Linked DNA regions of Homo sapiens: regions 1, 2, 4 and 5 are each linked to region 3. The links are chromatin loops, found by intact Hi-C in ENCODE. Cell type or tissue: heart right ventricle. All regions are shown on one strand. Links, peaks and the distances in the headings refer to the core of each region. The heading gives the core; the rest is flanking DNA.

The links. A loop is a pair of places that touch in the nucleus more often than their neighbours do. Peaks named below come from ENCODE experiments on the same cell type or tissue, not always from the same donor. Only the 100,000 strongest peaks of a DNase experiment are listed, where the experiment ranks them.
Region 1: it touches region 3 in a loop (3-fold over the local background); 13 of 110 quality-filtered maps call a loop at or near these places.
Region 2: a loop joins it to region 3, with 5 times the contacts of the local background. A loop is called at or near these places in 7 of 110 quality-filtered maps.
Region 4: it touches region 3 in a loop (2.7-fold over the local background); 28 of 110 quality-filtered maps call a loop at or near these places.
Region 5: it touches region 3 in a loop (4-fold over the local background); 25 of 110 quality-filtered maps call a loop at or near these places.

Annotation. Positions count from the first base shown.
Region 1 is chrX:139,878,910-139,885,042 of GRCh38, reverse strand. The region is part of intron 1 of ATP11C (ATPase phospholipid transporting 11C (ATP11C blood group)); the gene reads left to right. Among named protein-coding and RNA genes, the nearest start is that of MIR505, 42 kb to the left of the region's middle. In heart right ventricle, for the core only: no CTCF peak of the experiment used is centred there; no DNase peak of the experiment used is centred there; H3K27ac peaks cover 1,631 bases.
Region 2 is chrX:139,803,663-139,809,795 of GRCh38, reverse strand. ATP11C (ATPase phospholipid transporting 11C (ATP11C blood group)) reads left to right here. Exons shown (of 30, transcript NM_001353812.2): 6 at 5,197-5,325. Among named protein-coding and RNA genes, the nearest start is that of MCF2, 99 kb to the right of the region's middle. In heart right ventricle, for the core only: no CTCF peak of the experiment used is centred there; no DNase peak of the experiment used is centred there.
Region 3 is chrX:139,929,342-139,935,474 of GRCh38, reverse strand. ATP11C (ATPase phospholipid transporting 11C (ATP11C blood group)) reads left to right here and starts at 2,422. Exons shown (of 30, transcript NM_001353812.2): 1 at 2,422-3,459. The coding sequence starts at 3,433. RefSeq lists enhancers at 1,736-1,785, 1,826-2,175 and silencers at 2,956-3,195, 3,236-3,395. In heart right ventricle, for the core only: a CTCF peak has its summit at 2,261; DNase peaks (open chromatin) are centred at 1,904, 2,334 and 3,254; H3K4me3 peaks cover 3,224 bases; H3K27ac peaks cover 2,368 bases.
Region 4 is chrX:139,821,282-139,827,414 of GRCh38, reverse strand. It overlaps ATP11C (ATPase phospholipid transporting 11C (ATP11C blood group)), which reads left to right. Exons shown (of 30, transcript NM_001353812.2): 2 at 592-711. Among named protein-coding and RNA genes, the nearest start is that of MIR505, 100 kb to the left of the region's middle. In heart right ventricle, for the core only: no CTCF peak of the experiment used is centred there; no DNase peak of the experiment used is centred there.
Region 5 is chrX:139,829,065-139,835,197 of GRCh38, reverse strand. The region is part of intron 1 of ATP11C (ATPase phospholipid transporting 11C (ATP11C blood group)); the gene reads left to right. Among named protein-coding and RNA genes, the nearest start is that of MIR505, 92 kb to the left of the region's middle. In heart right ventricle, for the core only: no CTCF peak of the experiment used is centred there; no DNase peak of the experiment used is centred there; H3K27ac peaks cover 1,080 bases.

The DNA of each region.
Region 1 (6,133 bases), core at 494-5,493, 51 kb after region 3:
ATTTGTATCTCAGCTTTGCCATTTACTTGATTTGTGGCACATTTGTCTCTCTGAGCCTCATGTTTTAAAAATTTGAAATGTAGAACATTTACATTGAGTTTTGAGGAATACAGATAATATATGTAAAATGTCTCACATAGAATGTGCTCAATTTAGTGGTGTCCATTACTATCATCATTATTGATTTCCTACCATTAAATGTATTTTGTAAATGAAAATAATCTGGTTTTAGAAGATGGCAAAGGAGACTTAGAATGATTTCTATAGTTGTTTGTTTAGTTCTTTTGACAAAATTGCCTAAAGTTCTTTTATAAAAATGGAATTCATTTTGTCTACTTTTCACTCCTTCTCAAGTCAAAATAACACAAGGTATTTACTAAATCAGTTTGCAAATTTGGAAAATTTTAAAAAGTACTGCTGAGCTGGGTGCAGTGACTCACGCTTGTAATCCCAGCACTTTGAGAGGCCCAGGAGGGAGGATTGCCTGAGGCCAGGAGTTCAAGACCAGCCTGGGCAACATAGCAAGACCTCATCAAAATAAAAAATAAAGTATTCCTGAATGCTCTGGACTTGCCTACTGGTTTGGAAGTGGTTATCTCAGTGTGGAGGATTGGAGATGCCGTTTTTATTTTACATGGACAACAGACCATTGCTAGCTAACTTTAGTCCCTTAGCCCATGTAGATCTGACAGTTTATGACGTGAGACTGTCTTCTCTAAGTGACACAAACCATTTCAGGTTGTTTCAGTAAGGTTATTTTGGGTCTTACAAGCAGGGCCCAAGAGCTTCTGTGTGTTTCATTAGTCAAGTCAGGGAGATGAGAATGAGTCTGAGAAAGGGCATCAGACTATCAGTGCCTTGGACTTTGGGAGGGCTGTTGGCTCCAACTCTACCAATCAATAGCCTTCTGGGAATTGGTTCATATGATTATTTGATTTCATAGAAGTACTCTTCCAGCCAAAAGTGCTGCTTGACACATGAAAATTGTATCTTGACAATTTTTGGATAATACCACACCATCCCTTGATATTGTTGAAAATCAGAATTGGTAATCAGTATGCTTTCCTTCTAGCCATGAAGTCTTTAAGTAAATATGTTAAACTTAGAGTTTTATTGTAGACTTTGTGGTTAATTATGACCTTTCTTAGCAAGCTGATGTCACAATGTAATAAGTAAGTTATGTTTCTCATATTTATTCAGAAGTCCAGGATGTCTTTGTGTTAGGGTGATATTTAGGTTTTGATATCTTCGATTTGTCTATTTTCCCCAATTGTATATTCAGTCTGTAAAATTTATTTTACTCTTTTCCAATTACAGTGGCCACATCTTCTTATTTAATTTTCACCTTACTTTGTACATCATTTTAGGGTAGGTCTTATTGCCACCTTATGATGAAAAAAATAAGGCTACATTTTCCCAAAGATCATCATTGGACAGTGAGTCCATATTCAGAAGCCAATTCTGATTTTTGTTTATGTTCTTTGGATTAGACCTCTGGGCCTTGAGCTTGATCTGGCTCTCTAAATTTCATTGATTTGGTTAACATTCAAAAACTAAATATCTAATGACTACCTTTGTCCCACAGTTAGGATCAACAAATGTGATTAGATGCCTGTCTTCAAAGGAGTTCATGAAATAACCAGTCGGCAAGAGGCAAAGTTTGGGAATAGTTTCTTCTACCCTTCATACACATAACCATCTCTTTCTAGATTGATGGAGAGGGTTCCAGTGTCCAAGCAGGAATGACCAGGCTTCATGAAACTTTTGAGTGGCTTTAACTAAAATGTTGGGCCATGAGGTGAGGCCCAACCTTGTAGATTTAGTGGGGCCTCTTGAGGAGCTACTTCGTGTTAAACACTATTCTAAGATTAAAGCAAAACAAGCAAAAAATATGATTTCATCCTTCAGGACCTCACAAGCTAGCAGACAAGATGGAAGCATACATAGAGGTGCTTCCAATTTCTGCTTTGCCCTGTCCACCCTTCGTTCTGCTAGCAGAACAGTTTTTTGAAAAACATGCCCTTTCCTTGCTTAAAACTTTCTGGTGGCTCCCTGTTTCTCATAGGACCAAGTTGAAGTTTCTTATCAGGACATACAAGGCCTCCACTGATTTGGCCCAGCTTCTTCTACACTTCCACAGCTTGCTTCAGGCACATACCACTCCTTGGGGTGCTTAGAACCCATCATGATTTTTCATACCTCTGGGTATTTATTTATGCTGAGCTCTCTGTATAGAATGCTGTATTAATCTGGGTCCTCTGAAAAACAGACACACAGGATTAAATTGGCAAGGGTTTATTAGGGGAAAATGCATGTGGAACAGACAATGGTGAGGGGGCTGAGAAGGCTGGGAGTGCCATTAGTCCTTCATGCAAGTCTGAGCCCTAGTGAAGGGGGGATAGGGGAGAGCTGGTTAGGCAGAAGGTTTCCAGACGGCAGTGCAGTCTAAAGAAGATTCAGAAAAGCTATTGGGGAGTGCAAAGTCAGCTGTTAGTGGAGTCCTGCAACTTCCAGCAACAGTCTGCTTTGGTATCCCTGCTGTACTCAGTGATTGGTTGGGAGCACCCCTTTGGAGGTGTGACTTAGTACAGACACTAGGATGAGTTTCTGAGGCAGATGGGGTCCTTAATCAGTTGTGCTCCTTGTAGTTGGAGACCCTTGAGTTGCCTCTTGGCCTCTTCTTGGCTACCATAAATTCCTTTTCTCTTTCGTTAAATTCCTCCTGCTTGTCCTTAAAGGGCCAGCTGTAAATGTTTTTTCTTCCAAAAAACTTTTCATTGAAGGAAAATCTCAGAATGTCCATCGTGATCCCACGTCCTGCCATGATCATACCATAATCTTTGCTTGGCAAATTTTTAATACATTTATTTGATTTGTACCCCTACCACCTATTACAGGACCAAAAATCTGTTAGGTACTCAGGAAGTGTTCGTTTGAATGAATGCATTGGTAGGGCTTGGACAGGCAGATCTGGGGAGAAGGTAGTTGAGGCAGAGGGAACTGCTTAAGCAAAGCCATAGAGGGAGAAGAATAAAGGATTTACACTGTAGTTAATAAATGTCTTTTTTCCCCAAATAAGTATATCTTCCCCCAAAGCTGTCATTTTAGAGAAAGCCTATTATGATGCAAAACAGTGGGGGAAAGGAGTGTCTTCCTGGCAGTTGAAAATGATTCATATTTGAGAACTTTGTTGAACAATGTTTTGAGTATTTCCTGAGAGACTTCTTTCTTGAGAGGAAACAGTTGATGGAAATGGAATTTTACTGCTGCCAGGAAAAGTGCGATAAAGATAAAATCTCATGCAACAACTACTACCAGAATAGAAATTTCCATAGAGCAAAGAGATTTCAAAGTCTCAGCTAATGGCTCATATGTATTTAGTATTCAGTGCAGCTGAACTGTAATTCTGTAATGGAATTTGACCAATTTTGAGAAGCCAGTTTGTAATGTATGAATTAGTGGAGACCCATACATCTTGACGTTTGCTGACTCTGCCAGATGTTGGTTATATTTCTGATGGAAAGAAACAGAGAGCTGGCTGGGATCCCAAATCTTAGAATTGCTACCGGCCGCCTACCACTGCCACATGTTGCAGTGGTAGGAGATAAACATGCTGAGGATAAGACCTGAAAAAAAATCACTCTATATCAGCAACTGGAGATACAGCCCATACTCCTTATGAAATATTCTACTCTCGTGGCCTGGGTTGAACCATGTATGAGGCAGGCACTCCTTTTAGCCCAGGCCCAAGTCTGCTCTATGCAGTCTTCCTCATATCTTGTTTCCCTAGAGTTACCACTTGAAGGCATTCCTTATTCGTAATGTGGTGATGATTAATGGCACCTACCTCATGGGCTTGCTGTGAGGTTTCAATCAGATAATGGATGCTGAAGGCTTAGACTGTGCCTGGCATAGAGTAAGTGCTCAATAAATGGTAGCTAGAGTTCTTTTATTATGCAATAGAAGCAGGACTCTGAGGGTAACATCTTAATATTTCCAGTTGAATGTTATCAAAGTCAGTTGTTCATGCATTTGTTAAATTATGGGCCATAGCAACCCAACTCTATGGACCTGGGCTGCTGTGTCCCAGACTGTAATTAACACACAGTTGCTTATATCTGTCTTTTCTTCCAAGTGAGGACAGTTTGTTATGACTTGTAGATTAAGCAAAATTACTTGCTTCTCCATTGTGTGCTAACCTGGTGTAGAATACCTTTTCTTGTCTGTCTTATTTACCATCTCTCTTACTTTCAAATTTCTATTATAATTCTCCTTTAGATTACATATAGCTAACTTAAGAAAGTCCCAGATGTGAAAATAAGGCGAGTGCATGATGTATCCCCCTTCCCTTGATTTTTGCTGATCAGGTGGGGAATCTGACCCAATAGCTCTTCTTCTGTATCCTTTCTTCCCTTTCAGTGGAGTAGTTCACATGGGATATTATCTCCTTTACTTGTCTTTTACTACTAAAACATTTCTTTTAACCATCTTCCTCCTTTGTTTTCCAAGTTTTGCCTGATTACATCAAGAACTACCTCCTCCTCCTCCTCCTCCTCATTCTATCCCATTTGAAAGCCAAACACATGAATTGAATTGTAAATGGTAGGAAATAGAGTATTACTATTGAGAGATGTGTACCAAGGCAAAGGAAAGCCATACATTAAAATGAGCAAGGGGAAAGTAGTATTTGAATTCCCAAAGACATCTCATACTCACTATGTCCAAATCTGAAATCACTCTCTATCTTCTTTAAGCCTTCTCCTGCTAAAGTCCTCTGGAACTTTGTGGCAGCCTACTCTCAAGATGTTTCACCAGTGGGTTTATTTCATTCTTCTTACTCCTACTATTCTTGCTCTGGGCCTGGCCCTCATCATCTTTCATCTTGAGGTAATAACTTCTTTCCTCATCTTTTTGTACCCTCTCTGCCCTGGATGGCCTATATAGTGGCAAAAGAAGGTGTTTTTTTTTTCTTTCCTTTTTAGCTTTTTTATTGTAAAATGAGACAAGAATTTAAAAAATCAAACAAATGTGTAGCTTAATACAATATTACAAGGCACACATACTTGAAATCACCATCCAGATCAAGCAATAGAGCTTTGTCAGCCACCCCAGAAGTCCTTCCAGGTGCCCTCTCCCAGTCAAAAACCTTCTCTCCTTCTGAAATAACCATTATCCTGACTTTTAAAGTAGTTATTTCCTTGCATTTCTTTATCTATAGACAGTGCTATTTGGAAACACCAGTCTTGCTGCATCCAGTTGCCTCTATGCCAAAGTCTAGAGGTGCGCAAATTCCCTAATGGGTATTCTTTTTTGAAAAATTATTTTAAAATATTTAATTGACAAAGATTGTATAAATTGAAAGTGTGCAGTGCAATGTGATGATTTGATATACATATATATTGTGTAATGATTATCACGGTCAAATTAATTAACTCATCTAATACCACCCATGGTGTACATTAGAGCCCCAGAACTTGTTCATCTTCTATCTGAAAATTTGTGCCATTTGATTATTTTCCTATCTCACCCCCTTATCTCTGGAAACCACTCTTTGTTTCTGGGATTCAGCTTTTCTAGGATTCCACATATAAGTGAGACCATATAGTATTTGCCTTTCTGTGTCTGGTTTATTTCACTTAGCATAACTGTCCTCTAGGTTCATTCATTTTGTTACAAATGGCATGATTTTTTTTTTGTTTTTTTAATGGTGAATAATATTCCATTGTGTAATATATACCACATTTTCTTTATCCATTTATCTGTTGATGGATACTTAGGTTGTGACCATATCTTGGCTATTGTGAATAATCCTACAATGAACATGGGGGTACAGATATCCCTTCAAGATACTGATTTTATTTCCTTTCTCTCCGGCCCTCACAGGTTTTCTCAGGCCTACATTTATAGTCTCCTGTTTTGTTTTGTTTTGTTTTTGACATGAGGTCTTGCTCTGTTACCAGGCTGAAGTACAGTGGTACTATCGTGGCTCACTGTAGCCTCAAACTCCCCAGGCTGAGCCTCCTCCCAGCTCAGCCTCCTGAGTAGCTGGGACTACAAGTGTACGCTACCATGCCTGGTTACTTTTTGTATTTTTTTGTAGGACAGAGTCTTGATATGTTGCCCAGGCTTAGTC
Region 2 (6,133 bases), core at 410-5,409, 130 kb after region 3:
GACGGGGTTTCTCCATGTTGGTCAGGCTGGTCTCAAACTCCTGACTTCAGGTGATCTGCCCGCCTCAGCCTCCTAAAATGCTGGGATTACAGGCATGAGCCACCGCGCCAGGCCCCATTTAACCATTTTTAAGTAACCATTTTTAAGTGTACAATTTATTTATAGTAAGTACATTCACAATGTTGTACAACCATCACCACTATCCATTTCCAGAACTTTTCCATTATCCCAAACAAAGCTCTATTCATTAAACAGTAACTTCCCATTTCTCCCTTCCTCAGCCCCTTGTGGCCTCTATTCTATTAATACTTTTTGTCTCTATGAATTTCCCTATCCTCAATACTTTATGTAAGTGGAGTTGTACAATACTTGTCCATTTATGTCTGGCTTCTTTCACTTAGCATAATGTTTTCAAGGTTGATCCATGTTATAGCATGTATCAGAAATTCCTTCCTTTTTAAAGGTGAATAATATTCCAATTTATGTATATAACAGTTTGTTGATCCATTTATATGTTGATGGACATTTGAGTTATTTCTAACTTTTGACTATTTTGATTAATGCTGCTGTGAACATTGGTATATAAGTATCTGAGTTTTTCCCTTTGATTCTTTTGAGTATATAACTTAGAGCAGAATTACTAGGTTGTAATTATCTTTTTAAAACCTTTTTTTTTTTTTTTAAGACAAGAGTCTCACTCTGTCACCCAGGCTGGAGTACAGTGGCACGATCTCGGCTCACTGCAGCCTCTGCCTCCTGAGTTCAAGTGATTCTTCTGCCTCAGCCTCCTGAGTAGCTGGGGTTACAGGCATGTGGCACCGCACCTGGCTAATTTTTGTATTTTTGGTAGAGACGGGGTTTTGCCATGTTGGCCAGACTGGTCTCGAACCCCTGACCTCAGGTGATCTGCCTGCCTCAGCCTCCCAAAGTGCTAGGAGTATGGGTGGGAGCCACCGTGCCCAGCCTAAAACTGTTTTTAAAAGATTAACAATAAGAACTATATTTTATATTTACCCACATTTTTTCATTTCCCTATGCAGATTTAAATTTTCATATAGTATCTTATTTTTTATCCATGAAGAGCTTTCTGTAGTATTTTATAGTGTAAATCTGCTGGAAGTGAATGTTCCTATGGAAAAGTTTTTATCTCACCTTCAATTACGAAAATTATTTTTCTGGCTATATAGAATTATGGGTTAGAGGGGTTTTTTTCTTTCAGTACTTTAAAGATATTACTCCATTGTCTTCTGATATGCATAGTTTCTAATGAGTCTTTCATTTCTATTCTTGTTCTTGTGTATATAATATTTCTTTGATGCCTTTACATTTTTCTTTCTATTTTCAGTTTTCAGCAGTTTGACTATGATATACCTACATTTTTTTCATCGTAGTTATCCTTCTCGAAGTTCTCTTGGATCTATTGTTTGTCGGCTTTGATTAACTTTGGATAATTCTTGGTCATTATCTTTTTGAAATATTTTTTCAGACTCATTCTCTCTATTCTTCCGGTACTCCAATTACATGACTATTATACTGTTTGATATTTTCTCCTTTGAGTAATTTGTTGTTTTTTTAAGTACACTCCTTTTTCTCCTGTTTATATATCACTTTGGATAATTTTAGTTGCTCTGTCTTCAGAATTAGTGATTATTTCCTTTGTTGTACCCAGTCCACTAGTTGAAGGAAATCTTCATCTCTGATAACATGGTTTTCATTTCTGACTTTACATTTTCATTTTTTTGTAGTATCCCTCTGCCAGCATTCTTCGTTCACTGTTACATGTTGTCTACCTTTTCCACTAAATACCGTACCATTTAATATCTTTTTTTTTTTTTTTTTTTTAAGAGACAGGGTCTTACTCTGTTGCCCAGGCTGGAGTACAGTGGCGCAGCCATAGCTTACTGCAGCCTTGAACTCCTGGGCTCAGGCAGTCCTCCCACCTCCATCTCCAGAGTAGCTGGGTCTATAGGTGTGCAACTACACTTGGCTAACTGTTATTATCATTTTTTATAGAGATGGGGTTCTGTTAAGTTGCCGAGGCTGGTCTCAAACTCCTGGCCTTATGCGGTCCTCCCACCTTGGCCTCCCAGAGTGCTGGTAATATAGATGTGAGCCACCACACCCCACCCATTTAACATCTTAATCATAGCTGTTTTTAAGTCCCTGTTTCATAATTACAAAATCTGGACATTTTGGGTCTGGTTTCATGGACTGCTTTATCTTTCAATGATGGCTCATTTTTTGCTTGTGTTTTTGTGCATCTCATTTTTTAATTGAATTTTGGGCATTGTATGTAAAAGAATGGTATTCACTGAGGTCAGTGGTATATGTGTTCTGAAATGGGCCTGGCTTCTTCTGTCAGGCCACTAGTGTTGGCGGTTGAGTCAATCTAGTCAACAGTTGGGCTGGCTTTGGTTTTTGATGTTTTTAATGTGTCACTTAACTTCAAATTCCTTAAGTGGTAGAATGCCATTACCTTGAGCTTTGTGTGGGGCCTGGTGTGCCGGAGAGTTTTTTATGGTGTTCCTGTTATACTATCTGCTTTCAGCAACATCCTATATTCCCGAGTCCCAGAGGTTGCCCCTCCCCGCCCCACGTTCCCTTGCCTTTTCTCCAGTGGTAGACTGCTATTTCTTGTTTGTTACTCAGTGTAAGGCTCTTGGCAGGAACAGAATGATTTCTTGGTTTTCTCATTCCAATCACAATATTAAGCAGGCCATATGCACCAAAGCCTCAGGGTAAGACTTTCTCAATATCCTCCCCCCTCATAGTAACTGAACTTCTACCTTGTATCAGCACCAGGTTATTGGTATGATAGGTTTCCTGTCCAATTCCCTGTAGCAGGTCCCATCCCCTGTAGCAGGTCACTTTTGTTTCTACCTCTCCTCTAACAGTAGTGATGTTTCCCTGAGACTATGCCAGGGAAGGTTTCCTGCCTTTCTCCTAGATGCAGATGACATTTGCTTAATATGAGAAAGGGGTCTATGATTCTGGCATGGTTTTTTTGTGCCTATTTCTTCACAGCAGTCACCACCTGTATGCCCGTGCCAGTGAGAAAGGTTCTTTTAGGTCTCCTGCCTGTATGCTTTCTCATGAACACTCAGTAGAAGCCTCTAGAGAAGAGCTGGTGAATGGTTGTGGTCTCTTCTTGTCTCTCAGGCTTGTAGAGATTCTGAACTGTCATACTAGCTCACACCCAGTCTTTAGGAATTGGTTAAAAATCTAGTTGTTTTCTTCTTACCCACTTTCATGGTAGCCATCTCTTCCTTCTATGCTTGGTCAGTTATGAAACAGTTCATCTGTCCTGTCTCTCCTCAGAAACACTTGTTACCCTTTGAAATTCAGTTCACTTGGTTGCTTTGCAACCTCAGCTCTCTGATGGACTAAAAAATACGTATTTGTTTTTAGATTATCCATTTTTTCCTAATGTTTGTAATGGGAGGTGGTGATGTTCTCTTGTGGCTTTTAAAATGGTAAATAGACCTCTAGAGTTCATTGTCTAACTAGATCATGTTATTCCCTGTCTTTAAAAGTCCTGTACCTATCCTTTTACCTTTAGAGTGAGGCCTAAATCCCTTAGGCTGGCCTGCTAAGCCCTTTGTGATCTGACTCATACCCATCTTGTCAGTCTGAGCTTGCACTGCAGATATAGGGGCCTTTATATTTCATATCTGACTACATCCTAACTGTTGAAAAAATGCTCTCTTTGTGTGTTTTATTTATCAATGCCTGAGAGTCATCTTCCGACCTCTAATGGGTATCTCCTTCTTGTAAGATGTGTTAGGATTCTGTTTGTTATCTCTCTTCTGCATATTTAAGCATAAATTGTGGTTTTGTGTAAGCAACATAAGTGTTTATGTAAGTGAGGAAGGAACAATCCAACAAAATAAAATATTATTTACAAGTTAGTTCAATTATTGATGCTGTTGATCTTGGCTAGTGATTAAGATTGGCAAAGAAAATAAAATTCTTCCTGAATAGGTCTTGAAATCCTCATCTTTATCTGCCGAATCATATTGCAAATAGAAGTTGGGTGTTGCATGTATTACCTAGCATTTCACAGTCAGTGTGTCTAGGTCAGTGTGCCAAATATTGACTCCCTTCTAAAGTGGGTTATCTTCTGCATCCAGCAGCCTCTTCCCTTTACCTGAAGGTGCTGTACAAAAGTATTATTTATAATTTTCAATATGTACCATGGTGTGAAAATCTTGGGAAGGACCAGACTGGAGGATTTCTTATATCTTTCCAAAAAAATGTTATGACTCTTCATAAGTTGGGAGTAAAGTAGTTGCAGGATGTTAGTAATAATTATAATTAACACCTTTGAAGTAGTTAATATGTGCCAGGCACTTTGCTCAGTACTTTTCTTGTATCATCATTTCATGCTCACATTAATTCTCTGAGGTAGTTGCAATCGTCTAAGACACTTATTTAAGGTCATATAGTTAAGTGGCAGAGCTGGGATGAGAAGTCAGGTTAAAGAGTCCAAACTTTTAATGGTTATGATTTACTTAACCCTACATTATTAAATTATTCATGATTTCTTCTCTCAGGTTTTTCCTTTCCTTGAGCTTTGGGTACTTGCTGATAAGAAATTGTTTCTCATTGCTATATTAAGTGATTCTCCTGACAGCAGATGAATTCATAGAAAGTGACCTATAGAAAAAAAAAATTCAAATATTTTGGGAAAAATCAATGCCTCTCTAATTAACTGGGATTTTCTGAGCACTGAAGAAGGACCTGGCACCCAACAACACAGTTGTTACCACATGGCAGGCAAAGTATGTTGAAGTATGCGTGGTACAGAGTGGGAGTGTGGCTGTTCAGTGTTCATGAAGTGCCCAGTTTGTGACATGTTGTAGATTTTCTTGATTCATTCATGAAGTGATAATGTCATTGTCTTATCAAACATTTGTGCAAGAAATATCAGAGAGCAAACGGATGTCAGAATCATTTATTAAAGGTAAAGGTCAGTGCTAAGGTAATCTGAAAGCATCCTAAGTCCTTCTAACCTTAAAGAGGATTCTGAATATTGAGTAATATTCTTTCATCACCTTTCACATGATGTAGGATGCTGAGATACTCTCAAAGCCCCAGAGCTAGAGATAATCTCTTGCTAATGTTTTGACTTTTGTATGAGTGTAATGAATGCTTTGTTTGGAATTTAAAATATTTATATTTATTTCTCAATTCCAGGTTGGTGATGTAGTAGAAGTACAGGCAGATGAAACCTTTCCCTGTGATCTTATTCTTCTATCATCTTGCACCACTGATGGAACCTGTTATGTCACTACAGCCAGTCTTGATGGGGAATCCAATTGCAAGGTAACAGACTAAACCTTGCCTAAACATTTTGATCTCAGGATAGTTAATCATACAATACTGCCTCCCATCACCCTCTAATCTTTTATTTTTTCTTATTTTTATTTTTTCTTAGGTTTTATATTTGAAAAGAGCTGTTATGTAATTGTTTTTTAACTTCTAAGCAAACACTCGTGTTTGGGTAAAAGGGTGGTAATTACGTGTGGAAAAACTGAGCCCCAAGTAAAAGCTACCACAATTTTTATAGCACTGCTTGAATTTAATATTGACACAGCCTATTTAATATTTAGACTCTAAAATGGGAGTAATCATAGGCTTAAACTGTGTGACTATACAAATAACTTCATGTATGCTAACCTTACAATTTGATCTATTTTTTTCTAAAATGTATATTTTCATTAAAAATGTATATTCTTGGGATGTAGGAAACCCAACCTGGAGTAATTTGATTGCTATTTAAAAATAATACTTAGGGCTGGGTGCGGTGGCTCACGCCTGTAATCCTAGCACTTTGGGAGGCTGAGGTAGACGGATCATTTGAGTTCAGCAGTTCGAAACCAGCCTGGCCAACATGGTGAAACCCTGTCTCTACTAAAAATACAAAAAAATTAGCCGGGCATAGTGGTGGGCGCCTGTAATTCCAGCTACTCGGGAGGCTGAGGCAATAGAATTGCTTGAGCCCGGGAGATGGAGGTTGCAGTGAGCCAAGATCACGCCACTGCACTCCAGCCTAGGTGACAGGGTGAGTCTCCATCTCAAAAAAAAAAAAAAAAAAAAAAAAAAAAAAAGATAGGGTGTAGTTTGGAAAATG
Region 3 (6,133 bases), core at 317-5,316:
CCTGTCTTAGCCTCCTGAGTAGCTGGGACTACAGGCATCCGCCACCACACCTGGATAATTTTTGTATTTTCAGTAGATACAGGGTTTCACCATGTTGCCCAGGCTGGTCTCGAACTCCTGACCTCAGGTGATCCACTCACCTTGGCCTCCCAAAGTGCTGGGATTACAGGTGTGAGCCACCGCGCCTGGCCCAATACTGCTATATCTTGAGGAATCTTAAAATTCCTGTGATTAGGCTGCAGTAACATGACAATGGGTATGTATGAGAGCATAATGCAAACAAAAAAAAATTTCAGGTCTCTAATATTTTTTAAAGTTGATCTGTTTGAATCTATAAGCAAAGTACATTTTTTCCACTTGTTTAACAGAATTGAATTTGGAACGATATTATTTACTATTCACTAGCAAGCACTTGTATCCCCAAATGTCTAAATTAGTTTATTATTTTATTGATAAGGATGTATTTTGGTAAGAATTCTAGACTTATACCTAGAACTAAAGACAATAACCTCCTCCACCTCCCAATTCCAGTATCTAGAATAATGTCTGCCACATAGCAGTCGTTCAACAAATAAACTAGTGAAGAAATTACAGTATTTGCTGTGTTCAATAAAAGTAAAGCTAGAGGCCGGGCATGGTGGCTCACGCCTGTAATCCTAGCACTTTGGGAGGCCGAGGCGGGTGGATCACCTGAGGTCAGGAGATCGAGACCTGGGCAAGATGGTGAAACCCCGTCTCTACTAAAAATACAAAAATTAGCCGGGTGTGGTGGCAGGCATCTGTAATCCCAGCTACTTGGGAGGCTGAGGCACGAGAATCACTTGAACCCAGGAGGCAGAGGCTGCAGTGAGCCAAGATCGCGCCACTGCACTCCAGCCTGGGTGACAGAGTGAGACTGTCTCAAAAAAAAAAAAAAAAAAAAGGTAAAGCTAGAAAGCTAGAAAATAACTCTATTTGAAAATCTTTAAAGCAGTAGAGAGCAAAACTTTAGATCTCTTTTGTCAATAAAATATCATAATATCTGATTAATATAAATATAAATTTAACATAAATCTTAAAAATCATTAGATACAGGCTCAACTGTGAGCAGAGAAGGAATCATAAGAGGGGAAGAATTGAAAACGGTTGGTTTTACTTCTTGGCAGTTAGGACAGTTTGGGAACAAACCTTAGGTCTCCTGCATTTGCATTTTATTGGGAGATGGGCTTCTCGTTGATCGCAGAATGAAGTTCAAACTTCGTAACATGTTTTTGAAGAGTTTTAGATTTTAGCTTTCGTTCGAGCCGCCCTTACCTACACGTCCTGGGCGTCTGCCACTACAGCGTGATCTCTTTCTTAGTTTGTCCTGCGCTTTTTCACCGACCTCTCCCTCTACCCTGGACTTTGTCCCCTTGGGCTCAGTCAGGTCCCTCTAAAGCCTTCCCACGTTTCAAGGGCTAGTTTAATCTCCAGGGCTTTTAGGAAAACTTCCCAAACCCCATTTTCAGATGCAATGTCGCTCTCCCCTATTTCTCTAGCACTTTGAACTCTAGCTATTATTAAATTCTAACGTGGCATTTTCGCTTGTTTGTATCCCCCAACCAGATTGCGACCACCCTGTTGGGGAGGTCTTTTAAGAAATCGCTGTGTCCAGCCCTGGCACAGTGCCTGGTACAAAGAAAATTCCCAGCAAAGGTTTGTTGAAATGAATCCGAACTCCGGAGGGTAAAGGAGAAGCGCCTATGCCTAGTAGTAAAGGCCTATTCGCGACCTTTGGGAAGGCCTGTGGTGTGGCTGGGCCCTGTCCCCAGCTCTAAACTGGCAGGAGAACGCGGCGAGGCGGAAGACTCGTGTAAGAGTCTCTGAACTCCCTTTCCTTCTTTTTGACTTTTATAGAAGAATCTGCAAGTTCTTCTCCAACAGCCTTGGGCCCCGCCTTAAGGGGCGGTGAAAAGGGGTGGGGTTGTGGTAGTTGGGAGGGATGCCCAGCCTCGTGGCAATTCTGGACTCGCTTTTCTTTTGTAATTTTTAAAGTTTCGCAAATTCCAGCTCTAAGCTGGGGGCCGAGGGTGTAGAGGGTTTCCTGATGCGCACATTTTGCGTTCCAGGGAAAGCTCCCAGGATTCGGAGCTTTGCCTAATTTAGCCTTCTCACATGTCCCACCGCTAGGAAGGCTACCGAGTGCGCCCGGCCTCCACACCCAGCCGGCCGGCGTGGAGAACCCGCTGTTCAGCCCGCGCTTCCTTCTTCAACCCTCTGGGCAAACCCGGGACTAGCGTGTGGGGGAGCTCCCAGCCCGCGGTACCAGGCGAAGTAGGGGGACGGTTGGACTACAACTCCCAGGCTGCCCCGGGAGCAAGGAGGGGGAGGGGGCGAGCGGGAGGGGCCTGGGTGGGGCGGGGTGGGGGTCAGGGAAATCCCGCCCCGCTGCGCAGCAGCAACGACACAAAGCCTGACTTTACAACCTCAGAGAAAGTGGAAGTAAGAAGGCTTAGGTGGGCAGGCAGGACGAGAGAAAGACTGAGAGGAGGGAAAGCCGCGTAGGTGGGAGTACAGCGGCGCGAGGGTCGAGGGGGAACCCTCGTCGGTGCAGATGAGGAGGGTGGGCTTTCAGAACTAGTCCCCCCTCGCACCCCGCCCCGCCCCTCCCGCGCTGGGGTCTTCACGGTGCCCTGCCTCAGAGCCCGGCTCCACCACGCCCGGAAGAGGGAGTCTGGCCGTCGGCTGGCTCAGGGCGGGCCGGTTGGCTGTACCCAGGCTCCCTGGCCCGAGTGCGGGACCAGAGCGCGGGGCGGCGCGGCAGCCGCGGACCGAGGAGGGGCTGCGAGCGAAACGGCGCGGCGCGGCACGGCGGACGAGTTAGGGCCGGGGCGAGGGAGGCTGTGGCTCCCGACAGAGACAGGGGAGTAGTGTCGGGCTGAGGCGAGGTGAGGCGCGGGGTGCCTCGGGAGGGTTCCCCGTGCCCCGAGGGGGGCGGCCGCGGAGTCCAGCGGGGAGGCGGGCGGTGGTGCCGCGTCGGGGAAGAGCGCATCCCGCGGGGTGCCGAGCCCGGCGCTGGCGGAGAGACGGGGGCGCCCCCTCCCCACAGGAGGAGCCTCGCGCTCCTCCGCCATCCTTCCCCCGCGCGGCGGGCTCGCCTTCTCAGTGGGTGCTGCGCGAGCTGCCGGCCCGGGGTGCCGGGGCCAGATAAGGGCGATCCGCGGGGCCGCCGCCCCCGGGTCAGGCAGGCCGGGGGCGGGCCGCGAGTGAGGCGGGGCGGCGGCTAGGCTGCGGGCGGCTGGGGGGCGGGGGAGCGCGGAGAGCCGAGGGGGGCAGGCGGCGAGCGGGTGGCCCGGCCGCCCGCCTCGCTGCTCCGCTTGGCGCCGCCGGCCCACGCCGCAGTGTGTTTTGTGGACGGCGCCTTCCCAGACAGCCCGGTAGAGCCCAGCTCAGCGCCCGGCAGCCTTCGACGCGATGTTCCGCCGGAGCTTGAATCGTTTTGTAAGTACACTCGCTGCGGCTCCGCGCGTGCCGGTTTGCTTGCTCGCCAGCCCCTTCGCCGGGTCCCTCACAACAATTTTCTGAGGGGGCAGTTACGTCTCTGGGAGACACCACCACCCCTCTTCTTCCTTTTCACCGAAACACGGTGCCCAGGCGGCCGGGGAGGGGAGGCAGGTAGGGCTCTCGGGGTATCCCACCCTCGCCCCCAGGACAATTCGACCAGGGCTTCCCGGAGCTGTTACAAACTCTGCCTGAAACTGGGGGCCGCCTTCGGGCTGGGTGGTGGGGGGGACTCGTGGGGGGACCGACCCGGGGACCCCTCAGTTTGCCAATTAGTCGAAGATGGCGTTTTATTCTCAGGGAGGTTGCTTTCTTTTGTTTCCTCTGCCACGAGCACATGGAGGTAAACCTAGACCTGTCACGGTGGCCCAAAAGAAGAGCTGGGGGCTGAGGGAGCCGGAGACTAGGGCAAGACTCAGCCTTGCCTAGGGCTCAGCCAGCGGGCGGCTTCTGACCGGAGGCCGGGCAAACTTTGGAGACCCAGCCTACAAAGCTCACCTTTAGGGTGTTTGAAAGGCGAGCGTGATTGTCAGGGTGGGCCGGGTGGATGTGCAGCCGCGAGGAGGCTGCGCCGCCACTGCCCGTGCTGCCGATCTCTGGTCTGAAGCCTCGCGGAGGACTGAGCACTCCAGACCTTGAACCCATGGGAGAAGGCGGACTGTGACTGGACTCCTCCGTCCACGTTTACCCCCTTCAGAATCCCCAGAAAAGGGAATTTCATTTTCATGGGAGTTAGCCATAGGGAAAATCGCTTTCTGGCTACTGACTTTTTTGAGTAACCTGTTTACTCCTAGAGGGTACATTAAGAATGGAGCGAAACAGGACCATTTACGTTCCGTGCTGCTATTTGTAGCAACTTCCTTAATTGCAAGAGGTGGTGGCGGGAATAGGATTTTATTTCTGCCAATGATGTGGAAGAAAGGGTTCATCTGCAAATTTTGATTTTTCTGTAGTTAGGAAAAAGGGTTGAAAGCTGAGTGCTTTCCTCTACCTGCCTTAAAATATATCTTTTGAGAACATGTCGATTTGGTTTTATTCATGCAATTATTCCTAATCAAAACGTTGCTAACATTTTTCATACATCGGATATATTTGCTCTCATTTTTCCTTCATTTGAAACTTTCACAAGTGTACACTGGCTAAAAGTAATACTTGCACATCCCTTTTTAGAATAGTGCTGTGTTAATGGTTTTCTAAATGTTGACCCCACCCAGGAACATGCAGTATGAAATTGGAACAGATTATTACCTGTGGCATAGAGCAGTAGAGGTTGTACATATCAATCATCTTGAAATCCGTAGGTGATGGCTTGTACTGATAGCTTTGCTGAAGCAAGTGACTAAAATTGGTTTCTCACATTTAGCCTGAGAATGCAAGCGGGTATTGTTCTTAATAGCTGTTTCACATAGATTCTTGTGATCTTGGAGTGTTGCGTGGGGGTGACAAAAAGGGAAAGGTGGCAATGAAAGCTAATTGTATTTAGGAAAAGGATAATCTTTTCACGTGGCACTCTTATGGTGGAAAACAACTGGGCTCTGAATCATAATAAAATCATTAAACTTAAGTTGTTGAAATCCTTTTTTTTTTTTTTTAAGGATTTGAACATTTGAAACCGAACAACTCAAGTATTGGTCTAAAAGCCCATTGCTTCCCTTTTGCGAAAAGTGATCTGCATCGTATCAGAGTCTAGTAATTAAGCAGTGCTGGCCCAGGAAGCCAGGGCATGCAGTAGAATTTGCAGCAGTTGTTGAGGTGCCAGCCTGCAGGTTTGAGGCTAGTACTTTGCATCCCCGACCAAGATCTCAGCAGAGAATCACTTTTGCTAATACTGAAATGAGCTTTGACCTTATTGTTGCAGCTGGAATATTCAGCTGTTCACATTTTCCTGCGCAGCCATGACTGTGGTAAGTATCAGGAATTTGTACCAGTGCGGTAAGCTGGAAGGTTCTTAGGAGTTGTGTCTGAGCCCTAGGCCCAGGGCAAGGAATTAATCTGCATACCGTTGGACTGAATGTGAAAATTACTATCAAATAATCATTGCTAAAAAACGGCTTCAAAATTTGGGGGAGGGGGGCAATTTTTCCATCTCTTAGATCAGTAAACCATGCGCTGTTCTCCTCTTTTGCCTGACAAATTCTTTGAGGGGTACTTCCATTTGAATTACTAGAAGACTAGAATTAAAGATTTGAGTGGAACTTTGAGACTTTCACAGCAGTATAGATGTAGTCAAGGTTGTGAGTTGTCTTATGATTGTTTTAATATTTTAGAAATAGAGCTATGAATTCCTTTCAAAATGAGTTGTTTTTTTAGTGTACCTGTACGTGTCTGATATTGGTTTTGATTGTGAAATAAATTACAGTGGTGTTGATTGTAGTTGTTGGTTATTGAAAACTAGACTACATATTAGAGAAGTGCTTCCTTTATATTTTAAACCTGACGTGGAAGAATCCCTTAGGATTCTTACAAGCATCATCTTCTATAGCTCAGTTGTGTTTGCTGAATCATTTTTGAAATGCCATTTATTTTTCGAGTTTTCCAATTTCAAGCTAAAAGAAAATAGTGATTCATTGTATTTTTTTAAATACATGGTCTTGACTTCTTTGCCATTAATAAC
Region 4 (6,133 bases), core at 429-5,428, 110 kb after region 3:
GAGGCTCTGAGAGATTGCAAAATAAACTATCCTGTAAAGCCAAATAACTAGTTTCTTTTTAGAAAAAGTCGATCATTTCTTCAATAGAGGCAGCCATTCTATTTCTGACCTTTACACTTATACACAATTATTTTGTGTTTAGAAGTAATCTGCATTATGCTTTCTGTTCTCTAGTAAGGTAGTTGAAAGGTTGTCCTCAGTAGTTGCATAATAAATGAAATATTCCCAGTCCATTCTTTCGTGAGTTAGTGTGTTGCTAGTGAAGGTTATGGTTAAGATTCATTTGGGCTGTGGATGAAAGAAAAATGATTGGCAGTAAAAATATTGTTTCTCTAGGGTACTTTCTTTAATCATTTTAGAATTGCACTGTTGACCTCAGAACAGTTGGTTCAAACAGCACTTTTACTAATCTTTACTATGTCAGCAAGTAAGAGCTTAATGGATTTTGAATTCCCTAACAAGGTTTTCTCCTCTCCCTACTACTTTCTCGCCAGATTATGGCCCAGCATGCTTGGACAAGAATTATGGGCTTGGTAGAAGTGTGGACAAATGTGATGAAAAACTGAATTTTTTCCCTTTTCTCTTGGTCAGTGTGCTGGAGAAGAGAAACGAGTTGGCACACGCACAGTGTTTGTTGGCAATCATCCAGTTTCGGAAACAGAAGCTTACATTGCACAAAGATTTTGTGATAATAGAATAGTCTCATCTAAGGTAAGTTTTTGTTTTAACTCAATAGATGTTCATATAGTGAATCAGATAATGCATTCTAATTTGTGCTTCTGAGGAAACTGATGCATTTATGTATGTGTACATGTATTTGCATGTATATGGATCATATACCAGCTATAATAAGTATTCCTCTGAAAGACAGTTTATTTAAAAAATCACTTTGTCTTGTTATAGGTGAAAGATCATTCACTTGCCTTCCGTTATGATTCACAGTGCTTGTTGATTATGCATATTACTTTAAACCGTAAAGTTTGCTAAAAATACAAATTACTTACTTGTGCAAAGCTTCCTGAATTACCCTTGAATGGATGAACTAGGATATAAAAGAATGCAAATTCTTTTATAAAAGAATTTGCATTCTTTTGGAGAATGCTGTCCTGGAATGACTTTATTTGCATTTCTTTCTAGTTCCCCTGCCAACCCCTCCACCTCCCATCCCACTTCTCAAGTATTAATAGACTCCTACGTCCCAAAGGGTGCATGCTGCTCAGTACACTGCTTCAGCTGTGATCTGTTAAGAGTTAAGTCACTGCAGCTGTGTCACCGTTTGACTGCATCTTTCTTCAGCATAGTGTAGGACTAAGAGCATTGGCCTGGAAGTTTGAACACCTGTATTTAAATCCTGGCCCAACCACTTACTAGTTGTGTCACCTTGGTCAAATTAATCGCCCCGATTCTAAATGTCCTCGTTGGTGAAATGGGGCTAATACTCTGTGAAACCACTTCTTATAGCTCCTAGTACTCAGTAGTCATCATTCTGCAAGTGTTATTTAGCTAGTCTTTACCTCTGGCTGACCAGGTTAGGTGCTAGGTTGGCCTACTGCCATCTCTTATAGAATGGAATAGATCTTGAAGATTTTCCTCACTTCCTCATGTGCCCTGGCAAGGCAGAGATAAAAGTTGGTGACATTTGGTTCACTGTACACTTGTAATCACTTAGAAACTGAAACACAAAATTATGCCCTTCCTTAAAAATATATGACATTTTGGTTTTCAAATATGCATTTAATTTCTTGTTTGGGCGGTGATACAGTAGTGATCATGTTTTGCTGGGAGATTAACATGTGAAATATGGTCAGGACAGGTGAAAATTTTGTTGCCTAATGAGCAGATATGTAGGCCTATAGAACATTTTATTTTGGATAAAAATGTCTATTTCCTCTTAATCTTACACACTAGTGGCAGAAATTTTATTCTCAGCCAGAGGTTGACATACTTATGCCTAAAATAGTGAATAGTTCTTTTACTGGAAATTTCAGCTCACCTTGTGGTATCCAATTAAATGGTCTGTAGTAGTCCTTTGATTCAGAATTGTGGACTTGTAGAGCTAAATGGTCTTAAGAGGTTAAGGCCAGAGAAATTTAGGCACATGGTCACCAAGCAGAGTTAGTAATAAAACCAGGAGTAGAACTACTTTATAAGGTCTAGTTGCTCTGAATAAAGAGGTCTTTTTACATCATCGTGCTGTTTGGGTTCCTTCCTCATTTTTTTTCTCTCCTCTTGCATTGTGCTTGGCATGGGGCGACAACTCAAACGGTAGCTGCTATTGTTATTTGTGTTTCTGTGATTATTATTACAATAGTGAGTAGTACTATTGATTTCCTCAAGTTCATGTGTTTTGAATGTGTGGGATACTGTCTCCTAAATGGAGGCCTTCAGGTCTACTCCGAAAAGACCAACAATTTCATAATTTGACTTTTTCTTCCTCACATTGTCTTGGCTGTTTGTATTTATACCAGAATTTTTTAAAGGATTATTTTTTCAAAATATACTGTTTATAGAATATGTTAGCTGCCTTCCAACTTTGTAGCAAGTGTTGATTTTCTTTCTCCACCCTTCAGTCATAAAAATAACTATCTTAATTGGATGCCGCTTTTGTTTACAAATACCACCAGTAATGTGACATTATAAATGTTAAGGCAGGGAACACTGAAGACAAACATTTTGACCTACTTTAAGTTTTATTTGCTTATAAAAGTAATGCTTTTTTTGTGGGGGGGAGACAGAGTCTCGCTCTGTCGTCCAGGCTGGAGTTCAGTGGCGCGATCTTGGCTCACTGCAAGCCCCGCCTCCTGGGTTCACGCCATTCTCCTGCCTCAGCCTCCCAAGTAGCTGGGACTACAGGCGCCCACCACCACGCCCGGCTAATTTTTTGTATTTTTAGTAGAGATGGGGTTTCACTGGGTTAGCCAGGATGGTCTCGTGATCCGCCTGCCTTGGCCTTCCAAAGTGCTGGGATTACAGGCGTGAACCACTGCACCCGGCCTAATGCTTTTTGTTTTTTTATCTCCTGGGAACACAAATACTTTCTTTAGAAAAATTTGGCCTCTACAGCCTCACAAACTTTAATGTACTCTGCAGGGATTTTGGAAATCACCAGAATTTTGTAGCTGGTGCAAAACTTGGAAATTCCCTTCTTTAGCAAAAGGAGCATTGATTGTACTCTGCTATGAATTTTAGGATCTTTAGTTTCCATCATGTTTATCTGTTGTGTGTTTTTTTCCTTTAAAAATTTTAAAGGTTTTTTTTAAAAAATTAATTAATTTTTTTTTTTTTTTTTTTGGTATTTTTAGTAGAGACGGGGTTTCACCATATTGGCCAGGCTGGTCACAAACTCCTGGCCTCAAGTAATCCCCCTGCCTCAGCCTCCGAAAGTGCCGGGATTACAGAAGTGAGTCACTGCACCCCGCCCTTTGCCCAGCTTTTAATGGAGTTGATTTTTTTTCTTACTGTTTGAGTTCCTTATAGATTCTGGATATTAGTCTTTTGCCAGAATCATAATTTGTAAATATTTTCTGCCATTCTATAGATTGTCTGTTTACTCTGTTGATTATTTCTTTCGCTGTGCAGCTTTTTAATTTAAGTCCCGTTTGTTTATTTTTGGTTTTCGGGCATTTGCTTTTTTGTCTTCGTCATCAGTTATTTGCCTAGGCTAATGTCCAGAAGAGTTTTTCCTAAGTTTTCTTTGAGCAGTTGACTGCTAACTTTATTATTACTTTAAATATCTACTACTTTATTTTTACCTTTTTCTCTTTCTTTTTTGCTGCTATTCAGACACATTAAAAGTTATTCAGACACATTAAAAGTTATTTGGAGTCTCAAGTTCCTCATCTGCATTTTTAATGCTAAACCATCAGCATTTTTAATGATAAATTGGAAATCTTGGGTAACACAGAACTGGTCAAAACAAGTAAAGTTCTAAAGCCTCCTTTTGCTTAAATGAAATAATTGACTCTCAAAGCTGAGATTCTCTTCAACTTTCCTCCTTTGGGAAATTTGCTTAGTAAGTTTATAAAGTTTTGGTTTCAAATTAAATTAGATGATACATATTTGAGGCAGTGACCCACAACTTTTTCACATAATTTCATCTTTAGTGGCCACACTTGTGTACAGATTATTTAATCCACTACAAAGCATATATAAAATGCATTGTATGTACCGGGAAAGCTGGCGTTTTTTGTTTGTTTGTTTGTTTTTGAGACAAGAGTCTCTGTCGCCCAGGCTGGAATGTAGTGGCGCGCGATTTCAGCTCAATGCAACCTCCGCCTCATGGGTTCAAGCGATTCTCCTGCCTCAGCCTCCCAAGTAGCTGGGATTACAGGCGCCCGCCTGGCTAATTTTTTGTGTTTTTAATAGACACGGGGTTTCGCCATGTTGGCCAGGCTGGTCTCGAACTCCGGACTGCAGGTGATCCACCCACCTCAGCCTCCCAAAGTGCTGGGATTACAGGTGTGAGCCATCATGCCCAGCCCAAAGCTGGCATTTTCTGTATAAATAGTTTTAAACATGTTCTAAATGTCTGGGCTGCTTTTTAAGTTTATAGTTGTACTTAAAGATAGTATAAAAGAGGCCCGGTGCAGTGGCTCACACCTGTAATGCCAGCACTTCGGGAGGCTGAGGCGGGTGAAGTTCGAGACCAGCCTCGGAGATGGTTCAAAGGGAGACCCCGTATCTACAAAAAATACAAAAATTGGCCAGGCGCGGTGGCTCACGCCTGTAATCCCAGCACTTTGGGAGGCCGAGGCGGGCAGATTGCCTGAGTTTAGGAGTTTAAGACCAGCCTGACCAACATGGTGAAACCCCGTCTCTACTAAAAATATAAAAATTAGCCGGGTGTGTTGGCGTATGCCTGTAATTCCAGCTACTCGGGACGCTGAGGCAGGAGAATCGCTTGAACCTGGGAGGCGGAGGTTGCAGTGAGCTGAGATCACACCACTGCACTCTAGCTTGGGTGACAGAGTGAGACTCTGTCTCAAAAAAAACAAACAAACAAACAAACAAACAAAAAAAACCCAAAAAACAAAAACCACACACAACAAAAATTAGCCAGGTGTGGTGGTGTGTGCCTGTAGTCCCAGCTACTCAGGAGGCTGAGGCGGGCGGATTGCTTGAGCCTGGGAGGCAGAGGCTGCAGTGAGCTGGGAACGCGCTACCGCACTCCAGCCTGGGTGACAGTGTGAGACTCTGTTTCAATAAATAAATAAATACTATTTACTGACGTCTCCAAGCAAGAACTAACTTGTAACAAAAACTGAATTCTCATCATTGTGTCTAAAAAACTGCTATACACATTTTCTTCTTGTGATTAACTTTTTTTTTTGCCATAGAGGTCATGCTTGAGATAACATTGTTTTTGATTTGTAGCAACTGACCAAGCTGGAGAATCTACTTTTTAGATAAACAAGTTAATTTGAATAACTTGATGTATATGGCTGTAACTCAATTTCACTTTTAGTTAGAAAACTCTAAAAAGTAGACTTTTCTTGGTCTGCATTAAAATCTTACATTTGTATTATACTAAAAAAGATGTGCTAGAAACTAAGTTTACCTTTTAGTTAAACCAGTAGAGTAAATGGCTAGGGCACAAGTTTTAATAAAGATTTCTTGTATATCTTCTGTGTGCTAAACTATTGTTCTAGGCACCTGTGATAAGGGGACTTAGGACATGCTCCATGATCTCTTAAGAGCTCATGACTTGATGAAGGAGAGAAGAGGGCAGTCATTTCCTATGAAGGGAATAATCAGAATTCCTCCAGGAAGCAGTTCATTTAATAAAACAGTGGTCAACTAACAGTTGGGACTTAAAAACGACAACAGCAAAAGTATTCCCTTTTGATGTGTTTATATCACCTTTCACAGATGACTCTGTAATGCTTATTTGATTAATTAAAAACTCTTTAATTTGGGAACAGAAGGGTAACGTACCAGAAGCTCAGCCATTAGCCTGTTGTTGGAGTTTAGCTTATTGTTTTAGAAAGTTGATTTTAAATAATTGGGACAGTTAAAAATGCTGGTCTGAACTATGTCAGCTTCAAAGTGACTGGATCAGTGGTTTTGAGTGGCTTCTATTTTTGGTCACAAGCTACCTTGGGAATCTCATAAGAAGTGTGGACCTTCTTCTCCC
Region 5 (6,133 bases), core at 485-5,484, 100 kb after region 3:
AATTTTATCAATTTTTGGCATACATGGATAGAAATTGTCACAAATACAACACTGATCTCACCTCATAACCTTGAGTGCTTTGCCAGTATAGCTGATTGTGAATACCATGTGTTTTTTCTACCAGTGGACTCTAGCATAGATGTAGCCCAGATATGTAGACATGTTTGCTGAGATAAGAGGTATATTACAGTAGCATTGCCCAAAACATGTTGTACAGAATGTGATGTCACTGGATTTTCCTTGTGGGAAGAAAAGAGTTCTGTGGTCAAAAAATTTTGGGAAATGCTGACTTACACAAAGTTAAAAGAGGTTTCTTCAAGACTTTATGGAGCTTTTACTACATGGGTATGCATTGTGAATAACCAGGAGGAGGGGTGGGCTTCCCCTTTCTCTAAGGAACCTCATTATTAACTTGTTCCATGTAATTCAGTCTGGGGAACATTGAGTGTGGTGTCCTGATATTCTTGCCATTTATCTTACTGTGGCATTCCTAGTTGGCAGTACTCAAAGGCACATTAAAATTTAACAATCTAAACAATTTTTATTTATATGTAAGGCATTACTGAATATTTGTCGTGCTCTTCTTTTTATGCTTCAATATCCAAGTTATACATTACATTTCAAACGTCTTGCTAATTTATATAGTCTCTTTTAAGCATGTTTTAGGAATAATTACAATCAGATCATCAGTTATATTTATAGCAGCATCCAGTCTTTATAGTGCACAGAAGCTTCAAATCCAAAGCTTTGGGGAGAGGGAAGAGATGATGGAGAGACAGTGTCAATAATTCCAGTGCAGTTCCCAAGTGCCTGTGTACTCTGCCACAAAGGGAGAAACGAATTCCTATTTTTACTGTCAGGATGTCAGATCAACAGTTCCAAAATACTAACGGTATATGTTCTGGACAGCAGCCTCCATAAGCTCCTCCAGTGGCCCTCAGTTGTCATCAAACATGGCACTTGTCAAGCTCCCTGGCTAACTCTAGTCCTCTTCATGAACACTGAAGAACAGTGTTTTCAAAACCAAGCACTCTCTGCTAGTGGACCATAATTCATCCTGCCCCTTTAGGCAGGGGTAGCACCAAAATTTCCCGTGCCTCTTCTGTAGAGCCAGAAACTTTCTTGCTTTAAATAAAACATTTACATGTGGGTTATGTTGAGGACGTTGCCTAGTTCCATGCTGGCCCAGTTGCTAGAGTTTCAATATTCCTATAGTTTGTTAACATCTGCAAACCTCATCCTTTGTTCCTGCGAATAGTTTACAGTCATTTAAAGTGATTTCTGGGTGTTTCTGTTAATCCTGCTGTAAGCAGTCTCTTACGTTATGTGACCTTATTTTATAGATAAGGAAATGAGGCTCAACTAAGCCATTTTCTCCAGGTCTCATTTTGAAGAAAAAAAAAATGTAAATAATATTTCTCAGAGTCATAACTGTCTTGCTTTCCCTGTCCTCTCCAGATTTTGCCCTGAAAGCCTTCCCTGTAGGAAGAATGTTTGTTTTTTTTTAAAGAGATGGGGTCTTTACTCTGTTGCCCAAGCTGGAGTGCAGTGGTGATCATAGTTCACTGTAACCTCGAACTTCTGGGCTTAAGTGGTCCTCCTGCCTCAGGTTCCCTAGTAGGTAGGACTACAGGTGTGTGCCAGCATGCCCCGCTAATTAAAAAAAATTTTTTTTTCGTAGAGACAGGGGTCTCACTATGTTTGACCAGGCTGGTCTGGAACTCTGGGCCTCAAGCAAAGCATTGGGATTACAGGTCCAAGCCACTGTGCCAGGTCCAGGAAGAATGCGCCCCCCGCCCCGAAACCCTTTACTTTCTTCATTTATTCAACTAAGCCATGCTCCACAATGGAAACTTGCTTTTTATCTACCTCTTTTGTTGGGGATGTTAAGAAAAGTTATAGCCTGGATGTGCTCTTTAAATTAATTACATTTACAGCTCGGGCAGTTTTTAAGCCAGTTTGCTTTTTGTATGGTATTTAACAGTTTACTTGGAAAAATGCATTCATTGGTTTTGCTGGACACACTCCAACTTGTATTTGAACTGGCAGACCTTTCTAGGAAACATCACTTTTATAGTAATGACACTATCACTGAAAAAAGAAATAAAACCCTGTTCAGGTCGTCAGACACCAGTTTTACAATATTTTTTCTTTTGCTCCAGCTAGAGTTTCTTATCTCTTCTTAAACTGTAATAAAAATTCTTCTGTGGTGATCTAGAAAGTAATTTTTGGATGAGAATTTATCTCTTCTAGGTAATGATGCTGGTCAAGGCATTTTTCTCCCTAATATCCACTGGCTTTTTTCCTTGCGATTGCTAGATATTACTGTTGGCTGCTGAGATATAACTTTCTTACCTCTGAGATATCTAAATAGTGAGAAAAGTCTTCCATCCCTAAGGGACCTTTCCACATAAACCATCTGCTTAGGCCTTTGTTGCATATATTTTTGAAGCTTGAATTTACTGTATTACAGTGACTCTTAGGGTGGAGAAACTGTATCATAGTGAATACTTAGATTATGTCTCTTCCTCTTAAACTACAACTAAAAGTTCAATTCAACTTTCCTCCGAAGCTTATTGTTTAGCCCCACTTTTTATTGTGGTCCATTTATTGTAGGCAGGGATTAGAAAAGAACTTCCCAAGATGAGGAAAAATTACTGTGTGGTGTAAGATACTGATATTTAAAATAATAACACCTTAAAATACAGAAGTTACAAAGGCAAATCAGGTCTTTGGAGAAGAATAACAAAAAGATATGAAATGGTGCAATAATGGGGCTAAGGCCGCCAGAGTACTGCTTTGAGCTCTTAAGGAATAGACTGTCATCTGATGCTTCCTTTGCTGCCTCCCATGGAAGTACAGGAACTAGGCAAGCCATAATTGGCTCACTTCCCAAGTTCTGGGAAACTTTACAAGGATCACAGGGGTTGGTACAAGTTGCTTGATAATCTGCAGCATTCTCTCTGAGATTTAGCTGCCATTGTGTTGCCAAATTTCTGCATGTCAGTATGCAGATGGTCCCATCTCTCCCTCCAGCCTCTGAGGTTTGTAATCTATATTTATTTCTCCTCTTTTCAGCCAGGTTGGGTTTTGAGGTCTTGGGGCCTGCTTTATTCCTGCTTTTTATTTGCATGTATATTTTTATCCATTTCCTGAGGGTAATCGTAAATGGTTAGCTGGATTTTCAGCCTCACTGCTCCTATCTTTAAGAGTTAAGAATCTCCTTATTTAGAGTTTTAAATTTTGTTAAGTGTTTGGAATGAAAGGCTGTGTGTAGAGATGGGTAGGGTGAAAGTGAAAGGGAACTTCTGAGGTTTTGTATACTTGCTGGTTAAGTTTCTGTGCATATTGTCAGGCTTTGGGTTAGGAAAGATTCTGTTAATAAGGGAAGTTGAGTTGCTGAGACCCCAAAGGAACACTGAGAGTCGCAGGTTACTTCCTATAAATGGAAGAACCTGAATCATTAAAAGATAAAATTCCTGTTAGAATCTTGAATCACAGAATGTTTACAGTATTTTTGATCCATCAACTTTCTATTAGCAATCCTTTAATGAAGCTGCATTTCAGTCTTTAGAGCCACAATTTCTGAGCCCTGAAGTTCTTGGAGTAAGGGCATGGTGGGGGAAGGGGGATCAGATTGGGAATACTTAGAATTGATTGTCCCTGGTGAAATTAAACTGCTCAGTGGATCACTTTGAGATAATGAAAGGTCCACTCTGAGCTTCCAAACAAGGCATTGTTCTTATCCAAATCCTCATGGTCAGTCTTTTTCTTAAGTGTTGTGCTTGCTGATTTAGGTGTTTGTGTGAGGCTTAATATCCATTTCCTGTAGTAGTTTTTTTTTTTCAATTAAATGTGAAGCCATTGGGTAATGCCTAATTAGAGAAATCTTTGTGTTTAGGGATAAACTTTATGTATTCATTTGTCCTTTGGTCAGGTGTTTGAGAATTTCAGTTAATATGACTGTAATTAAGCTTTAAAGGCAGAACAACACAAAATGCCCCATCAGTCTTGCTTCACTTCCTTTGGCAAAAGGAGAGACAGCTTAATCACTTCAGAAGTTGCAGTAAAAGCAAAATCTGAAAAGTGCAATTTTAAGGATCATTTTAGAGTTATGATTGTAAATTACACATTAAGTTTATTCATTTTTGCTTGTTATAATGGAGTGGGCTTGGAAACCTCAGCAATTTGACCACCGAATACATTGTAGTTATTTTAACCAAGAAGCTTAATACACTGGAAATGTTTCCTGGCACTGTAGTGATCTCCTCCCCATACCCCCACCCCTTCAGCCCTAGTATGGAAATGCTGACTTCTGGGAGCATTTTAGTAGACATCTGAAATTTTGATGAAATGCTCTTTCAATTTTGAATTTGGCCTTTTTAAGACACTATGCTGTTCAAAAATATTCCTGCTTCAGAGAAGAAAATAGCTTTGGGCTGGAGAGTGGAGAACCATTTTAAATCATTGCCAAGTCTTCAGATTTTAATAAGAAATTTTTTTGTTCATTTTTGAGCAAATACTTTTATTTGCTGTGGTTGCTTACAGAAAGCAGTTCGATGACCAATAAAAGTAATGCTGTAACTGCCAGGGATTACGTCGGTTTTAAGATTATTTGCTGATAATCCAAGTAGCTTTGCATTATATCAGGGCCTGTAATTCTCATTATCAGTGATCTGAATAATTGATGGGAGATAACCACATGCAAAATAAATTGTCGAAGGGGAATCTTACTTTGCGAGCAGCTTAAAATGGTTGGACGGAACACTGAGGGTTATTTGTATTTTTAACCTTTGGAAAGCAAATTGTTTAAATTATTTAAAGAAATAGTGCAAGATTATGGCTGGCATACTAAAAACTTGCAGGATGTTATTTAAGGACGATCACTGTTTGAAAGAGTCTGTGGCAGTAATTCTTAGCTGTGCTTGCAAATTAGAATTGTCACCTGGGGAGCTTCCAGAAAAATTAAATATTAAATAAAAGAACCAGGCATCAGTATTGTGTTTAAATCCACTGTGTGACCAGGATTAAGAGTCAAAGATCTATGGCTAACTCATAAATATAAGTTTGCCAGCAAATGGAAAGGATATAGAGGTAGGCTTTATTTCAGATCCTTTTGCCAGCTTTTATAGTAACAGTCTTGTATTGAGGTCTCTGTTTTTCTTCAGTTCTTATCTAGTCAGGTCTGGAGGCAACCAAGGAACAAATTTTATTTCCAATGGCTTTTCATTTTTTTATGACTAGCAAAGACATAGGATTTTAAGATGGTGCCAGTTAAATAATTACTGTGTTAGGTTTTTTATTGAGAGGCCATTTTGGGGTATAAATTACTTGCTTTATTTTTTTTTACAGCATTCAGTTTATACTATGGAGGTATAAATTAGGAGTACAAAAGGTTGATTTTTATCTTGAGAAAGAAATTTACATTGCTTTCTCTGTTAATTCATATATTGTAAACATATTTTTTAATATTTGCCATACTTTATTATGTAGTGTGATGTGTCATTAAAATAGAGTCAGTACCAGCATATTTCCAGTTTTAAGAAATGCTGTTCTTAAGGACAATTGAATGGGAAGCAGTTCAGCACAGGATGGACTCCTAATGAATTACAATTCATTACGAGGTGCCAGGAATCACACACTCCCACTCCAGACTACACTGCGTGCCATCCAAATGGGAATTTTAAAAATGATTTCTACTTAGCGTTTCTCTGCTTTGGCAAAGACACCTACATTATTCAAAATCACAGGAACTAACACCACTGTTTTTAACACTCTATATTGGCAGCAGGTGGGCAATTACATTGAATTTACTTGAGTTCAGCATTGCTATTTTTTATGTGAACCAAATATTATTATACAGTTGCAGGAAATTCCACCAGCCATTGCAGTTTCATCAGCTTTTAGGGTGAAACAGGCACGGAAAAGACACCTACTTCATACTACCCCACCCCCAGTCTCAGGCACGTCTCAACCCAAACCTGTTTAGGGTAAAGAGACTGTAAAATGCTATTTTGGAAAATGCTCAGGAGTGGACATTCTGCTGCTTCTTTCAGGCTTCTGTTTCATCATCTAACAGCAATCACTGCCGGGATGTGCACACACAAAACCCCAAACCTGCATAGTAATTTCA